2 separate regions of the Homo sapiens genome follow, and region 1 is linked to region 2. A link is a loop called in an ENCODE intact Hi-C map of the cell type or tissue named here. Cell type or tissue: testis. All regions are shown on one strand.

The links. Peaks named below come from ENCODE experiments on the same cell type or tissue, not always from the same donor. Only the 100,000 strongest peaks of a DNase experiment are listed, where the experiment ranks them.
Region 1: it touches region 2 in a loop (2.3-fold over the local background); 99 of 110 quality-filtered maps call a loop at or near these places.

Annotation. Positions count from the first base shown.
Region 1 is chr7:4,678,438-4,680,937 of GRCh38, forward strand. No RefSeq gene overlaps it. Among named protein-coding and RNA genes, the nearest start is that of FOXK1, 2.6 kb to the right of the region's middle. In testis, no CTCF peak of the experiment used is centred here; a DNase peak (open chromatin) is centred at 1,144.
Region 2 is chr7:4,738,423-4,740,922 of GRCh38, forward strand. It overlaps FOXK1 (forkhead box K1), which reads left to right. Exons shown (of 9, transcript NM_001037165.2): 2 at 2,416-2,500. Among named protein-coding and RNA genes, the nearest start is that of AP5Z1, 36 kb to the right of the region's middle. RefSeq lists enhancers at 1-1,123, 1,363-1,916, 1,917-2,471. In testis, a CTCF peak has its summit at 1,319; DNase peaks (open chromatin) are centred at 470 and 1,509; H3K27ac peaks cover 1,744 bases.

The DNA.
Region 1 (2,500 bases), 60 kb before region 2:
ATTTTTGGTAGTGACAGGGTTTCACCGTGTTGGCCAGGCTGGTCTGAAACTCCTAACCTCAGGTGATCACCCATCTGAGCCTCTCAAAGTGCTGGGATTACAGGTGAGAGCCACTGGGCCCGGCCTCGTTTTAACTTTTTGAGGACCCTGCATGCTGTTTCCCACAGAGGCTGCCCTGTGTTCCATTCCCACCAACAGTGTGTGTAAATGCCTTTGCAGGAAATCAGTATCTCCTGCATCCCTCTGCTTCTCTGCACCTCTCTCCTTTCACCTCTCTCGCTGGTCTCCAGCTTCCTGAGCAACCTCCGCCATCACTCTGACCTATTTCCAGTTCAGGATCCCCATGGCCGCTAGAGTGATTGCATTTCAGATACTGCATGTCGGTGTGCCTGCTGTCTTGCACGTAAAGCCCCTCAGTGGCTTCCCATTGCTCTAGGATCAGCCCCAGATCCTATAGGACCCACCTCAGCCCTTCTTCCCTCCTGGTTCAGCTGAACATGGCCACTCGGTTCCACACACAGTGACCACCTGCCTACCCCTCCACGGCCCATACTTCCTTCTGTATCACACAGAGTTCCCTGGCAGGGGCACTACCCTCACAGTCTCACACCACTTCCCTAATCAGGCATCCCTTAGACCTCAAGGAGGAGCCCCCTGACTCTGTTTACCATCCCCCCCACCTCAATCAAGCAGGTACTCAAGTTACTGCTCCTGCTAAAAATGCGTTCCTTGGCCGGTCACGGTGGCTGACGCCTGTAACCCCAGCACTTTGGGAGTCCGAGGCAGGTGGATCATGAGGTCAAGAGATCGAGACAACCCTGGCCAACCTGGTGAAACCCCATCTCTACTAAAAATACAAAAATTACCTGGGCATGGTGGCACACACCTGTAGTACCAGTTACTTGGGAGGCTGAGGCAGGAGGATTGCTTGAACCCTGGAGGCAGAGGTTGCAGTGAGCCGAGATCGCACCACTGCACTCTAGCTTGGCAACAGAGCGAGACTCTGTCTCAAAAAAAAAAAAAAAAAAAAAAAAAAAAAGCTTTCCTTGCCTCCCAAACACTTATCTCTGCATGCACATATTCAAGGCTGAGAGATGAGATTAATACCTATTTCAGCCCCAGACTGGAGCGTGGGTGTGCAGGTCAGGGAAGCTCCTGCCTTAGACAGGCCCAGTCTCTCGTTTACACTTGCACGTCACCATGCACCAGTCCCTCACCGGATGTATCACAGCTGTGACTTGATTTTACTTTTTCTAGGATGTGTCTTTGATTTATGTCTGCATCTCCCCCTCAACTATAAGCTCCACCAGGGAGGGAACTGTGTCTCCTTTCCCACCCTTAATAATTCGTAAATGAGGGAAATGTGGAAACTGCACCGCCTTTTTAGGGGAACCTGAACTGGCAATGGAGGACCAGGCTACTGAAGTCCGAAAGGGATCCCAATGATGCCCACGTTTGCCACTCCCTGTTTTCAGCTAAGATTTCTCTCTGGGGCATTCTCTCAGATCTGTCTTAGCTGGATCTAGCATATTGAATGAGTGAAGGGCTCCAGAAAGAAAGAGAGATAGGCTGGGCGTGGTGGCTCACGCCTGTAACCCAGCATTTGGGGAGGCTGAGGTGGCAGACTGCTTGAGCCCCAAAGTTGAACACCAACTTGGGCAATATAATGAGACCCTGTCTCTATAAAAAAATTGAAAAAGGCCAGGTGAGGCGGCTCCCGCCTGCAGCCCCAGCACTTTAGGAGGTCGAGGCAGGTGGATCACCTGAGGTCAGGAGTTTGAGACCAGCTTCACCAACATGGTTGAAACCCCGTCTCTACTAAAAATACAAAAATTAGCTGGGTGTGGTGGCAGATGCCTGTAATCCCAGCGACTTGGGAGGCTGAGGCAGGAGAATCGGTTGCAGTGAGCCGAGACTGCACCATTACACTCCAGCCTGGGTGACAGATTAAGACTCTGCCTTAAAAAAAAAAAAAATTAAAAATTAGTCGGGCATGGTGGCTCATAGTCCCAGCTACTTGGGAGGGTGAGGTGGGAAAATCACCTGAGCCCTGAAGGTTGAGGCTGCAGTGAGCTATGATTGTACCACTGCACTCCAGCCTGGGTGACAGAGTGAGACCCTGTCTCAAAAGAAAAAGACAAGAAAGAGAGAGAAGGAAGGAAGGGAGGGAGGGAGGGAAAGAAAGGAAGGAAGGAAGGAAGGAAGGAAGGAAGGAAGGAAGGAAGGAAGGAAGGAAGGCAGGCAGGCGGCCGGGCACGGTGGCTCCCGCCTGTAATCCCAGGACTTTGGGAGGCTGAGGCGGGCAGATCACCTGAGGTCGGGTTTTCAGGACTAGTCTGACCAACACGGAGAAACCCCATCTCTACTAAAAAAATACAAAATGAGCCGGGCCTGGTGGTACATGACTGTAATCCCAGCTACTTGGGAGGCTGAGGCAGGAGAATTGCTTGAATCCAGGGGGTGGAGGTTGCGTTGAGTCGAGATTGCGCCATTGCACTAC
Region 2 (2,500 bases):
CAAGACTCCGTCTCAAAAAAAAAAAAAAGAAAAAAGAAAATGGGTGATGGAGCTTTCTAGTCAAAATACTGATGCAGGAAATCTCCACTGGGCTGGACTGAAGAAAGTGTAAAGGACATCAGACGTTCCTCTCAATGTGACTTAAGAGGACAGAATTGTGGAGTATTTTCAAATAGCCTTGGGATGCCCTTCTAAACCTCAGGGGTGACCGACCACCCACCCTTATCCCCCAAGATTCACTCGCTGGGCCGTGCCTCCCAGACAGCTTCTCATCTTGGAAACAGTCTCAGAGTCCCTTTTGTGTTTGGAAGTAGAAACCTGGTGCCCACAGGCCTGACAGCGCCTGGCACTGAACGATGCGGCCCAGCCTCCTCTGACCAGTATCTCGGGGAGAATCAGGACTGGCCCAGTTGAGCCAGCTTAAGTGCCTGATTTTCTCTCTTCCATGTGGGCAGCCTGGCTAGCAGACCTATGGGAGGAGCCGCACATTTGTAATGCTGAGTCACTTCCTTTGAAGCGGGTCCCTGGGAAGAAGACGCAAGAGGACCCCCTGCCGACAGCCAGGCACCCTTCGTCACCCTCTGACCTGCTCCTCAGTCCCGTCTTTCAAAAACGCTTTGACGAAGAGCAAAGGGACTTTCATATGAAAGAGGGGTGTCTGCGCACGTCCATGCAGGATTTTACGTAGATTGACTATTTAAACATTGCTGCAGATTTAAAAACACAGTCAGGCATAGACCCAGCAGCCTGGTGCTTCATGCAGGTTCCACTACAAGAGACCTTAGCGTCTCTCAAGTGTTGAGTACTTTGCCCGTCCTGAATGCCTTCGGGAACTCTGAAAAGCGCATTATCACCGGTGGCTTATGTACATTCTTTCTTAACCCCCTCCTACAATTTTAAACAAGAGCCTTTTCCAAACAGCTGCGCAGGCGGCCAGCGTTCCTTATCTCTGTGTGGGCAGGCTGCTGCTTTACATTGTTTTTGTTTTTGTTTTTGTTTTGTTTTGTTTTTAACTGAGTCCCACAGTTAGCAACTTGATAGTTGCTGCCTCATCAGTTTAGAAATTGAAAGGTGACCTGGATAAGTAATGCTCAGCTTTGTAAAAGGTGGCAGTTTCTTCAAGCCAGATGAACCCTGGATACTGTTCACAGCACACTGGTGTTGACCCTGACGCTTGCGGCTGGCTTTGTTTGCACTTGGTCGTCTCCAGTAGAAAAACCGAGGCTCACGGTTTTAAGCCCAGAACTGATCGTGAAGCCGGTCCATTAAGCTCTGGGTGGATAATGCACGCTCTCTGCGACTCCCGCCTGCCGGAGCAGGGGTGGAATTGCTCCTTCCGTTGTCAGATCTTCTAGGCAGTGGCAGGGAATCATCTTGAAAATGTCTGCATAGGTGGTTGCCGTGCTATTTCAGTCTTCCAGTGTGTCATTTGAGAGGTGGCAGATCCCACCTGGGTGCCACAGCAGTTGCCCTGGCAGACAGGAAGTAGCCGTGTCTGTCTGGAGCCTGCGTGGGAGATGGCATCAGCGGCACTTGTCTGGGGATATTTATATCTCTTCTGTTCTCACACACAGTAGAAAGACAACTGACGGCTGGGCACAATGGCTCTCGCCTGTAATCCCAGCAGTTTGGGAGGCTGAGGCAGGTGGATCACCTGAGGTCAGGAGTTCGAGACCAGCCTGGCCAACGTGGTGAAACCCCGTCTCTACTAAAAATGCAAAAAATTGGCCAGGCGCGGTGGCTCACGCCTGTAATCCCAGCACTTTGGGAGGTCAAGGCAGGCGGATTACGAGGTCAGGAGATCGAGACCATCCTGGCTAACACAGTGAAACCCCGTCTCTACTAAAAATATAAAAAATTAGCCGGGCGTGGTGGCGGGCGCCTGTAGTCCCAGCTACTCGGGAGGCTGAGGCAGGAGAATGGTGTGAACCCAGGAGGCGGAGCTTGCAGTGAGCTGAGATCGTGTCCCTGCACTCCAGCCTGGGCGACAGAGTGAGACTCCCTCTCAAAAAAAAAAAATAAATAAAAAATGCAAAAAATTAGCCGGGCGTGGTGGTGGGCGCTCGTAATCCCAGCTACTCAGGAGGCTGAGACAGGAGAATTGCTTGAACCCAGGAGGCTGAGGTTGCGGTGAGCTGAGATCCTGCCATTGCACTCCAGCCTGGGTGACAGCGAGACTCCCTCTCAAAAAATAAAATAAAATAAAATAAAGAAATAGAAAGACAAGTGACTTCCAAATAAGCCAAAGTCTCAGTTCCTAAGTGTCCTGATAAAAGCATCGAAACTGCTCTCTGGGGCCCAGGTTTGAGAGTTACGGTCCAGTTACTTAGACACACAGACACGCACCTTCCCTGGGTGTTGGCGTCTTCTTGAGTCTCCTCCTGCACCTCACACCCGCTCCTCCTCCTGTTGCAGGTGTACCTTCCGGTTTCCCAGCACGGCCATCAAGATCCAGTTCACGTCGCTCTATCACAAAGAAGAGGCCCCAGCCTCCCCGCTG